Regions from separate parts of the Homo sapiens genome. Here region 2 is linked to region 1. The links are chromatin contacts, found by POLR2A ChIA-PET in ENCODE. All regions are on one chromosome and are shown on one strand. Each heading gives the region's core, a stretch centred on a gene start or an enhancer-like site at or near the end of the contact. The rest is flanking DNA. Distances are from core to core; before and after follow the strand shown.

Region 1 (5,976 bases), core at 1,379-3,878:
GCCGCACTGAGTATGAGATGCTCACGTGTGTTGGGGGGAGACAGATGTCACATAGGTGTGCAGCTCAGAGACAAGGGTTTCCAGAGGGCTTAACTTTTGGGACTCCTCAGTGTGGAGCTGGTGGGTGGGGCCTGAATAAATTGTCCCCAGGGCACCCTGTGTAGTTGGGAAGAGAAGAGGCCTGTGGCTCGCTCTCTTTGTCCACTGCTTGGAATGGGTAGGGTGGGACCAGCCAGCCTTTGGGCTGGCAGAGACTTCGAGAACCACAGGGCTTCTTTAGGAGTCTGGGTCACCCCAGGGCATGACCTGGCGCCTCAGGCCTTGCCTGTGGTCCAGGTGTTTAGACAGGGCCCCTCTGCTGGTGGCTACTAGGAGGAGAGGGCGCCTTTTTAAGGATAAGTTGAGTTAGTGACCAGAGCCCTGCCTGCGAGTCCTAGAGTCTAAGGCAGCAGCTACAATTATTGGACACCAAATGTATATGATCACGCTGACTGTATAACCTCATGCTGTCTGTGTACACCCAGCACTAAATGTATATTCCTGCTGAGGATACCTCCACACCACCTGTATAATGCCATGTTAACCAAATAATTGGCTGCACTATAAATATCTATAAATATTCAAGTAGAGGCAGGTTGTGGCGTGGTGACTCGTGCCTGCAATCCCAGCACTTTGGGAGGTTGAGGTGGGAGGATTGCTTAAGGCCAGGAGTTTGAGCCCAGCCTGGGTAACACAGTGAGATCCTGTCTCTATTTTTATTGTATTGTATTTTTTTTTTTTTTTGAGGCGGAGTCTCGCTCTGTCGCCCAGGCTGGAGTACAGTGGCATAATCTCGGCTCACTGCAACCTCTACCTCCCAGGTTCAAACGATTCTCCTACTTCAGCCTCCCCAGTAGCTGGGATTACAGGTGCCCACCACCACACCTGGCTAATTTTTGTATTTTTAGTACAGACAGGGTTTTGCCTTGTTGGCCAGGCTGGTCTTGAACTCCTGACCTCAGTGATCTGCCCGCCTCGGCCTCCCACAGTGCTGGGATTACAGGCATGAACCACCACACCCGGCTAATTTTTGATTTATTGATTGATTGATTTTTTGAGACACTCGCTCTGTCACCCAGGCTGGAGTGCAGTGGCACGATCTCGGCTCATTGCAACCTCCGCCTCTCGGGTTGAAGTGATTCTCCTGCCTCAGCCTCCCAAGTAGCTGGGACTACAGGTGCACACCACAACATCCAGCTAATTTTTGTATTTTTAGTACAGACGGGGTTTCACCAAGTTGGCCAGGATGGTCTCGATCTCTTGACCTCATGATCCGCCCACCTCGGCCTCCCAAAGTGCTGGGATTATAGGTGTTAGCCACCACACCCAGCCTATTTTCTTTTTTCTTTTTCTTTTTGGAGACAGAGTCTCACTCTGTCCCCCAGGTTGGAGTGCAGTGAGGCAATCTTGGCTCACTGCAACCTCCACCTCCTGGGTTTAAGCGATTCTCCTGCCTCAGCTTCCCAAGTAGCTGGGATTACAGGCATGTGCCACCACACTGGCTAATGTTTGTATTTTTAGTAGAGAAGGGGTTTCACCATGTTGGCCAGGCTGGCTTAGAAATCCTGATCGACCTGCCTCAGCCTCCCAGAGTGCTGGGATTACAGGCATGAGCCACTGCACCTGGCCTATGCCTGCTCTTTGAGGTCAGTTTTGGTTTCATACTTTAGCCTCATTTTGCAGTTGAGGAAACTGAGGCTTAAGGAAGATAAGCCCTTTGTTAAGTATCCTCTAGTTCAGAGGGTGCAGAAGGAGCATTTGAATTCAGGGCGACCCAGGAGGATGTGGGCTCCACAAGGGTGGAGATTGGGTCTCTCTGGTTCCTCACTGTATGCGGTGCCCCGCCCAAGGCCTGCACCCACTAAGGGCTGAATAAATACTTGTTCTAAGACCAGGCCCAGTAGTGCACGCAGGTAATCCCAGCACTTTGGGGGGCCACGGTGGGAGGAGCCCACGAGTCCAGGAGTTAAAGATGAGCCTGGGCAACATAGCAACATCCCATCTCTACAAAAAAAATTAAAAATTAGCCGAGTGCAGTAGAGCACCTGTAGTCCCAGCTACTCAGGAGGCTTAGTCAGGAGGATGGCTTGAGGCAGGGAGGTCGAGACTGCGATGAGCTGTGATTGCACCACTGCACTCCAGCCTGGGCAACAGAGGGAGATCCTGTCTCAAAAAAAAAAAGCAGCAGACAGAAAGAAAACTAATTTCCTGCACAGCTTGGAGAAGTTTTCAGCACCAACATTCCACAGTTGGTTGTCTGGGTTTGGGCAGTAGGCCGTTTTCCCTCCCAGTGCCTCAGTTTCCACACCTGCAAAACGAAGCCACGGAAACGCCCTTTCAGGGTGGCCAGGGGTTCTAGGCGGCATCGCCCGGTGGCAGGGTGTTCCCAGGGTGAAGCCGCAGGGTTCCCGGGTGGGGGCGGGGAAGGCTAAATGCGGCCGGCCGGTGAGTGGCGGGAGCAGCTGCAGCCCCGCCCGCGCCCTCCCGGGTCCCTTAGTCTGGGCAGCTGCCCAGCTCGGGCCGGTCTGACCGGTTTGGGCCGCCCCGCCTGGCGCTGTGCTGGGAGGAGCCGCCGCCAGTCGCGCGGTCAGTGCCTCCCTCCAGACTCGGGAGGGTCGAGGGGGCGCGGGAGAGAGCGCGGGCGGCCGCCGGGGCTGGTCGCCTGCAGGGATGGGGGACGAGCGGCCCCACTACTACGGGAAACACGGTAGGCAGCGACCCCCGCCCGTAGCCCCGGGCCGACCCCTCGGTCCCTCGGAGGGGGCCTTGAGAGAACATGGGGCGCAGGGAAGGGGGCTGGAGGGGGAGCGCAATTGCAAATCTGCGCCTGGAGCCTCCCCACCATCAGCCAGGCCCCTTCACCCCACTTATCCCCCGCAGCCTCGCAGACGACCCTCCTTACTCTCCCCTACCCGAAGGACCTGCCCCTGTACCCCTCTGCCTGGCACTGCTGCCGGCGCCTCCTTCCCCCTATCCCACCTCAGATCTTCCCCATCTCCACCTGGTTCCGTGGTGGTCACCATTTCAGCCCTCTTCCCAGTGGGTGGCCGCCAGTTAATAAGTTTGTTCACAGTTAGTGATCCCTCCTTCCTCCCCTGTCCTGGCCTGCCAGAACTGGGGGCTTGGGTGTGGTCACCTGGAGGTGGGTGAGGCAGAAAATTCCACAGGTCTCTGAATTTTATTCTTGCCAAGGCAAAGACACCCCTAGGGGCTTTTGGGAGGGGGCTCTCCCAGCCCTGTCTTGGTTCAGGTCTCCAATCCCATCCATCTTAATCTTCTTGACTTTCAGGAACGCCACAGAAGTATGATCCCACTTTCAAAGGACCCATTTACAATAGGTAAGAGCTCTGGGTTTTGGGGGGTTCTCCCCGCTAATACTACCCCAATCCCTGTCTCTTCACACCCCCTCCCATCTGTTCTCCAACAAACTGGTGACAAATATTTGAAACTTTTTTTTTTTTTTGAGATGGAGTCTTGCTCTGTCACCAGGCTGGAGTGCCGTGGCGCGATCTCAATCTCGGCTCACTGCAACCTTCGCCTCCCGGGTTCGAGCAATTCTCCCACCTCAGTCTCCCAAGTAGCTGGGATTACAGGCTTGCACCACCACACCTGGCTAATTTTTTTTTTTTTTTGTACTTTTAGCAGAGATGTTTCGCTGTGTTGCCCATGCTGGTCTCGACCTCGTGAGCTCAAAGCGATCCACCTGCCTTGGCCTCCCAAAGTGCTGGGATTACAGGTGTGAGTTACCACACCTGGCCTGGACTTAATTTTTACCATGTTTATATTTATTTATTTATTTATTTATTTTTGAGATGGAGTCTCACTCTGTCACCCAGGCTGGAGTGGTGCAATCTCAGCTCACTGCAACCTTCCCCTCCTGGTTCAAGCACGTCTTCTGTCTCAGCCTCTCCAGTAGCTGTGACTACTCAGAGGCTACTCAGAAGGCTGAGGCAGGAGAATTGCTTGAATCTGGGAGGTGGAGGTTGCAGTAAGCTGAGATTGCGCCACTGCACTCCAGCCTGGAGGACAAGAGCGAGACTCTGTCTCAAAAAAAAATAACAAAAAAATAAAATACAGCCAGGCACGGTGGCTCACACCTATAATCCCAGCACTTTGGGAGGCCAAGGCAGGTGGATCACTTGAGGTTAGGAGTTCGAGACCAGCCTGGCTAACATGGTGAAACCCTGTCTCTACTAAAAATACAAGAATTAGCTGGGCATGGTGGCGGGCACCTATAATCCCAGCTACTTGGGAGACTGAGGCAGGAGAATCGCTTGAACCTGGGAGGTAGAGGTTGCAGTAAGCTGAGATCGTTCCACTGCACTCCAGCCTGGGCGACAGAGTGAGATTCCCTCTCAAAAAAAAAAAAAAAGTCTAGCTTGGGCAACATAGCGAGACCTTGTCTCTACAGAATGTATATAAATTAAAAAAAAAATGTGTGGTGGTGTGCACCTGTAGTCTCAACTACTTGGGAAGCTGAGGCAGGAGGATCACTTGAGCCCAGGAGTTCGAGGCTGTAGTGAGCTATGATCATGCCACTGTACTCCAGCCTGGATGACGGAGTGAGACTCTGTTGCACAAAATTAAAAAATGAAATGAAATAAAAATTAAAATGCATGTGCCCTTTGGTACGGCATTCAAACGACTCAGGAAAATTTGTCCAAATAACACATGGATGAGGGTGTTTGCAGAGGGCAGATGGGCCCATGGTGCACACAGCACCAAGCCTCCTCCAAACACTGCCCCTCTGCTCCCCAGGGGCTGCACGGATATCATATGCTGTGTGTTCCTGCTCCTGGCCATTGTGGGCTACGTGGCTGTAGGCATCATAGGTGAGTAGAGAATGAGCAGGACTTGGAGTTGCAGGGTAGGCGGAGGCAGCCATGGCCTCTGGAGTGGGAACAGGGCTGGATCTGAGGAGTGGCAGTGTCTCAGTATCCCTGGATCTTTCCACAGCCTGGACTCATGGAGACCCTCGAAAGGTGATCTACCCCACTGACAGCCGGGGCGAGTTCTGCGGGCAGAAGGGCACAAAAAACGAGTGAGTTGACTCCTTGCGGCCTGGTGGGGCTGGGGAAGAGGGGGCAGAAGATTCTAGGCATTCCCCATCTCTCTAAGTCCAGTTAACAAGTGCTTATAGGCTGGGCGCGGTGACTCACGCCCGAAATTCCAACACTTTGGGAGGCCGAGGCAGGAATATTGCTTTAGGCTAGGAGTTCGAGACCAGCCTGGCCAACATGGCAAAACCCCGTCTCCACTAAAAATACACAAATTAGCCAGGCATGGTGGCACATGCCTGTAATCCCAGCTACTCAGGAGGCTGAGGCAGGAGAATCACTTGAACCACAGGAGGCAGAAGTTGCAATGAGCCGAGATCGTGCCACTGCACTTTAGCCTGGGGCACAGAGTGAGACTCTGTCTCAAAACAAACAAGCAAAAATTAAGTGGACGTGGTGGGGCACACCTCTAGTCCCAGCTACCCAGCAGGCTGAGGTGGGAGGATAGCTTGAGCTGGGAGGCCAAGGCTGCAGTAAGGTATGATTGTACCATTGCACTCCAGCCTGGACGACAGAGCGAGACCTGGTCTCAACAAAACAACAAGAAAAGAAAACAAGTACTGATAAACGTCCCACTACCCTCAGCCACTAGTCTAGTCCTTGGGGACACACAGCTCTAAATGAGATAGTAAGCATCCTGTTCTCTGGCAGCACACATTTTAAGGGCGGGAGAGACTGAGAGGGGACAGTCCTGGATTACGCGTCAGGTGGTGATGAACAGGTGAGACAACAGAGCAAGCATAGCCTGAGTGGCGTCACTTCCTGGCTCTGTGACCTAGGGCAGGTGTCTCAATCTCTCTGAACCTCGTTTTCCTCATCTCTAAAATGAGGATCATAACAGTCCCACCCTCATGGGGCTATTTTGATGGTTAGATGTGCC
Region 2 (5,779 bases), core at 511-3,010, 120 kb after region 1:
TTTCTTCTTTGATACATAGGTTATTTAGCAGTATGTTCATTTCTATATATTTGAGAATTTCTGAAAAACATCTTTCTTGTGTTCATTTCTAACTTCATTTCACTGTGGTTGGAGGAACTACTTTGTATGATTTCAATCTCTTTAAAATTATTGAGTCATGTTTTATGGCTTGGCCTCGAATACGGTGTGTCCTGGAGAATGTTCCATATGCACATGATAAGAATGTGTATTTTACTCTTGGGTGGAGTGTTCTGTACACATCTGTCAGGTCTTATTGGTTTCGTATTTTCTATTTCCTTGTTATCTTTTATTTGGTTGTTCCATCCATTATTATTATTTTTCTTGCCTGATACCAATGCTGATATCCATCCATGATTGAAAGTGGGGTATTGAAGTCTCCAACTTTCTTTCTTTCTTTTTTCTTTTCTTTTTGGAGACACGGTCTTGCTCTGTCTCCCAGGCTGGAAACGTGGTGGCATGATCATAGCTCACTGTAGCTTCTGTCTCCTGGGCTCACATGATCCTCCCACCTCTGCCTCCCGAGTAGCTGGGACCACAGGCGTGTGCCACACCCGACTAATTTTTGTATTTTTTCTAGAGGTAGGGTCTTGCTATATTGACCAGGCTGGCCTTGAACTCTTGGGCTCAAGTGATCCTCTCATCTTGGCCTCCCAAAGTGCTGAGATTACAGGCATGAGCCACTGTGCTCAGCCCCAAATTGGCCAATATTTCTTTCTTTTTTTTTTTTTTTTGAGACAGAGTCTTGCTCTGTCGCCCAGGCTGGAGTGCAGTGGCGCGATCTTGGCTCACTGCAAGCTCCGCCTCCCGGGTTCACGCCATTCTCCTGCCTCAGCCTCCCAAGTAGCTGGGAGTACAGGTGTCCGCCACCATGCCCGGCTAATTTTTTTTGTATTTTTAGTAGAGACGGGGTTTCACCGTGTTAGCCAGGATGGTCTCTATCTCCTGACCTTGTGATCCACCCGCCTCTGCCTCCCAAAGTGCTGGGATTACAGGCGTGAGCCACCACGCCTGGCCAATATTTCTTTTGTTCTGTGCTTTTTCCTTCCTCCCTCCCTTCCTCTTTACCTTCCTCTTTACCTTCCTCTTTCCCTCCCTCCCTTCTTTCCTTCCTTCCTTCCTTTTTGTTCTTGTTCTTTTCTTTTTCCTCTACCCTTCTTTCTTTTCCTTCTTTCTTTTTTTCTTTCTTTGTTTTTGCTTGATTGCAGCATCATGAGAGAGTCCTGTGCTTTTTTATAGCTGCAAGTATTCCTGGGTCGAGCCTACTCCCACTAACACTGATCACTCTCCCCCTTGAATTTTTAGGTTATTTCTAGTTTTTCCCCTCCTGCCAGAGACTTGGGGGTCCGCAGGCTTGTGTGTCTGCTATGCTCAGGGTGGATACCCTGCAAGGGAGTGCCATGTTGCATCAGAAGTGGATTTAGAGTGATGTTGCCAGGCCCACCAGGAAAGGCTGTGCCAAGGCTCTTTGCTGGGGTGCCAAGAAGAAGGGTCTGTGCCTGTTGTGGTGCCAGGCATTGACATCCTTCACTCCCACCCCCGTCACCCTCATGAACTAGTGAACTAGTCCTGTGGAATAGGGCCTTATGCGTGCTAGACCCTGGGTTTGTCCTGCTGACAACCCCATAGTGTAGGTGCTGTTATCCCAATTTCATAGAGAAACTGAGGGCTGGGGAAGTGGCAGCCTTCATTCAGTTCCTGCCGTGAGGCTGTGGCTGAGCTGCCAGGCTGCAGAGTCTTCACCCAATGATCTTGCTCAGTTGTCCCCATGAGGAAGCTGAGCCTGGCCTTCCTGTCTCTGGAGTCCAAGGTTTCCTTTCCTTGTGTGCCCCTGGAAGTGCTGTGTGGTGACCGGGATGGTGCCTGGCAGATGGAGATTAGACGCAGGTTGGATTGGTGCCTCATTGGTCAGGAGGGCTGCTCTTAGCTGTGTGCCAATAGACCGGATGACTTAATCTCTCTATCCTTGGTTTCCCCATCTGCAAAACAGGGTTGGCCAGAGCCCTGTGAAGGTGGAAGAAGGCCCTGTGTGCCTGGAGCTTTGTGCAGTGCCCTGGAGATGCTAGCTTGTTTTTCTTTCTTTTTTTTTTTTTTTTTTGAGACAGAGTCTCCCTCTGTCATGCAGGTTGTGGTGCAGTGGCTCAGTCTCCGCTGACTGCAGCCTCAACCTCCTGGGCTCAAGTGATCCTCCCACCTCAGCCTCTCAAGTAGCTGGGACCACAGGCGTGTGCCACCACGCCCGGCTAATTTTTTGTAGAGGCGAGGTTTCATCATGTTGCCCAGGCTGGTCTTGAACTCCTGAGCTCAGGTGTTCCGCCTGCCATGGCCTCCCAAAATACTAGGATTACAGGTGTGAGCCACCACGCCCGGCCGTGATGCCAGCTTCTTTTGCCGTGCAGCTAGCATTTGCTGAACACCTGCTGTGTGCCAGATAGTGTGCTGGAGGCAGGGCAGTGAACAAGACAGACGAGATCCCTGTCCTGTGGAGCTGATGCTCTAGCTGGGGGCCTGAGGGGTGGGAAGGAAGCACAGGTGCTCGGGTGAGAAAAAACATCATGCGGCCAGGCATGGTGGCTCACACCTGTAATCCCAGATCTTTGGGAGGCTGAGGCAGGCGGATCATCTGAGGTCATGAGTTCGAGACCAGCCTTGCAAAACCCCGTCTCTACTAAAAATACAAAAATTAGCCAGGTGTGGCTGGGTGTGGTGGCTCACACCTGTAATCCCAGCACTTTGGGAGGCGGAGGCAGGTGGATCACAAGGTCAGGAGATCGAGACCATCCTGGCTAATATGGTAAAACTCCGTCTCTACTAAAAATACAAAAAATTAGCCGGGTGTGGTGGCGGGTGCTTGTAGTCCCAGCTACTCAGGAGGCTGAGGCAGGAGGATGGCATGAACCCGGGAGGCGGAGCTTGCAGTGAGCCGAGATTGCGCCACTGCACTCCAGCCTGGGTGACAAAGCGAGACTCTGTCTCAAAAAAAAAAAAAAAAAAAAAAAAAAAATTAGCCGTGTGTGGTGGCGTGCGCCTGTAGTCCCAGCTACTTGGGAGGCTGAGGCAGCAGAATTGCTTGAACTCGGGAGGCAAGGTTGCAGTGAGCCAAGATCACGCCATTGCACTCCAGCCAGGGCAGCAGAGCGAGACTGTTTCCAGAAAAAAAAAAAAAATACAAAAATTAGCCAGACGTGGTAGCATACGCCCGTAGTCCCAGCTGCTTAGGAGGCTGAGGCAGGAAAATCACTTGAGCCCAGGAGGCGGAGGTTGCAATGAGCCAAGATCCTGCCACTACACTTCGGCTGGGGTGACAGAGCCAGACTCCATCTAAAAAAAAAAAAAATTCTTTAAAAATCAGGCACACAGTGTGATCTGACTTGCAGTTTTCCAAGCCTGTGGGGCAGGGAGCCTGGGGGAGGCTTTGCCCTGAGATGGGAGACTTGGCCTCAGGACATTAGAGCGAAACAGAGGAGGAGGGGATGGGTCTGGATATCCAAGGCAGGATCTGCCGAGAGATACGCTGTGGGGGTGGGACAAAGACCTCAAGAACGGGTCCGGGCTGTTCCTGTCACTTGTGACATTGTGGACTGAGTCTGCCTGGATATTTCCTTATGGGCTGGCTCCCCATCACCCCGGGAGAGTCTCGGGGTGGAGGGAACTAGAACGTGTTTGCCTGGAGGTCACTACCTACTCCCCTGGAAGGAAGGGGCTCCAGGAGGCTGGCTGTGGAATGCAGACTGTGGGTGGTGCCCGGCTGCCTGCCTCTAGTTCACTTGGGCCCTCAGGGTGGTACAGAGCTGGAAATCCATACATGGCTGACCACCCTGTAAGGGCTGCAGACACAGTGAGCGTTCACTTTGCCCTGGCAACTGGAACTGTCTCCTCCAGTCCTCACCACAACCGTTTTACAGAGCAGGACACCTGTTGCAAGATGGGAGAGACTTTGCTAACAAGGTCCCACAGCTGGCACTCACCAGGCTGGCTGGGGTACTCAGGCCACCCCTTGCAGTGGGGAGCAGTTAGGATGACACCGAGGACACCCCTAGGAGGGCGGAGTTGTGAGCTCCAGGACCCCACATTTGAGCAGTTTCCCCGTCACTCTTGAAAATGCTGCTGGGCCGGCCAGTTTCTTTGGGGTTTCTCAGTACTGCTGAAAGTTACAAGGTCAACACTGGCCTGCAATCACAGTTATAAAAAAGTTATAAAAGCCTGACATTCAAATCACGTTGGAGACTATAAAACAGCAAGTTTTTCATTTGCACACCTCACATGACCTCAAGCCTGCTGTCCATACACAGGAAATGGGGATGTGCGGAAAAAAAACCCGAAGTGGAGGACATCATCCCCCACGCATAATCCAGTCCGTGCATCGCACTTGACCTTCGGCACTGCAGCCTGCATTGCTCCCCGGACTAGCTCCCAAGATTGATTTAGCCAGTTCCCTGCCAGTGGACATTTAGGTCATTATCGGTTTTCATTCCACAAAGTACTGCCCTCAGGGAGTCGGCTGTCCTTGCCAAACCACTGCATTAATATGTTTCTGGGTGCTGGGGAAAGGGCGCTTAAGACCCCTGCCCTCAAGGTGTTGATATTCTAGTTGGGACTGTTAGATAAATGAGCAATTAGGCTGGGCACGCTTGAAATCCCAGGGCTTTGGGAGGCTGAGGTGGGAGGATCGCCTAGGCAGCATATCACTACAGAAAAACACAAATAAAAAAAGTTAGCTGGGCGTGGTGGCAAGTGCCTGTAGTCCGAGCTACTCAGGAGGCTGAGGGAGGAGGATCGCTTCAGCCCAGGAGTTTGAGGCTGCAGTCAGCTATGATTGCATCACTGCACTCCAGCCTGGATGACAGAGTGAGATCCTGTCTCTGAAAAAAGAGGTGCAAATAAACCAGAAAAGTACCAACTAGTGGGCAGTGCTGTGTTTAGAAGGAAAACAGGGCAACATGAAGGGGAGGTGGGCATCAGTAGGGGACAGACCTCTCTGAGGAGGTGACATCTGAGTTGAGTCCCTGGTAACCGGAGATAGCCAGGATTGTGGAAATACTTGGAGGAGATGAGATGGTCTTTCGAAGCAGGAGGCCAGCATGTGCAAAGGCCCTGCGACAGCAATGTCTGGCCTCCTTGCTGTTTCTTTTTATTTCATTTTTTGAGACGGAGTCTCACTCTGACCTATGCTGGAGTGCAGTGGCATGATCTTGGCTCACTGCAACCTCTGCCTCCCAGGTTCAAGCGATTCTCGTGCCTCAGCCTCCTGAGCAGCTAGGAGTACAGGCACACGCCACCACACCCCACTAATTTTTCTGTATTTTTAGTAGAGACAAGGTTTCACCATGTTGGCCAGGCTGCTCTCGAACTCTGGACCTCAGGTGATCCACCCACCTCGGCCTTCCAAAGTGCTGGCATTACAGGTGTGAGCTACCACGCCCGGCCTTTTTGCTGTTTCTTGACCACCAATGTGGCTGGAGGCAGGGAGTGAGGGGGTGGTGGGGGAGGAGGGCACGGAGGTGACAGGGCCATGGGGGGCACTTGGGAACTGTCAAACCGTCAAATGTTATGAGCAGAGGAGGGTCATGTTCTTACATTGTATCGAGTTTTCCTTTTTGTTTTTTTGAGATGGAGTTTCACTCTTATTGCCCAGGCAGGAGTGTAATGGTGTGATCTTGGCTGACTGTAACCTCTGCCTCCCAGGTTCAAGCGATTCTCCCACCTCAGCCTCCCGAGTAGCTGAGATTACAGGCATGCACCACACCTGGCTAATTTTGTA

Evidence for each region. ChIA-PET counts read pairs that join two places held with the same protein, here RNA polymerase II (POLR2A).
Region 2: POLR2A ChIA-PET joins it to region 1 with 12 read pairs in WTC11. The contact joins the enhancer-like site here to the promoter of SLC44A2 in region 1. POLR2A ChIA-PET finds 5 or more read pairs at or near these places in 5 of 52 experiments (H1, WTC11, activated B cell and 2 more).

Annotation. Positions count from the first base shown.
Region 1 is chr19:10,622,925-10,628,900 of GRCh38, forward strand. It overlaps SLC44A2 (solute carrier family 44 member 2 (CTL2 blood group)), which reads left to right and starts at 2,629. Exons shown (of 22, transcript NM_020428.4): 1 at 2,629-2,746; 2 at 3,329-3,377; 3 at 4,798-4,871; 4 at 4,996-5,080. The coding sequence starts at 2,710. RefSeq lists an enhancer at 1,087-1,668.
Region 2 is chr19:10,740,816-10,746,594 of GRCh38, forward strand. The region is part of intron 1 of DNM2 (dynamin 2); the gene reads left to right. Among named protein-coding and RNA genes, the nearest start is that of MIR638, 25 kb to the left of the region's middle. Within about 2 kb of position 1,761, at least 5 of the 41 ENCODE cell types and tissues checked have a DNase peak (open chromatin) inside an H3K27ac peak, as active enhancers do.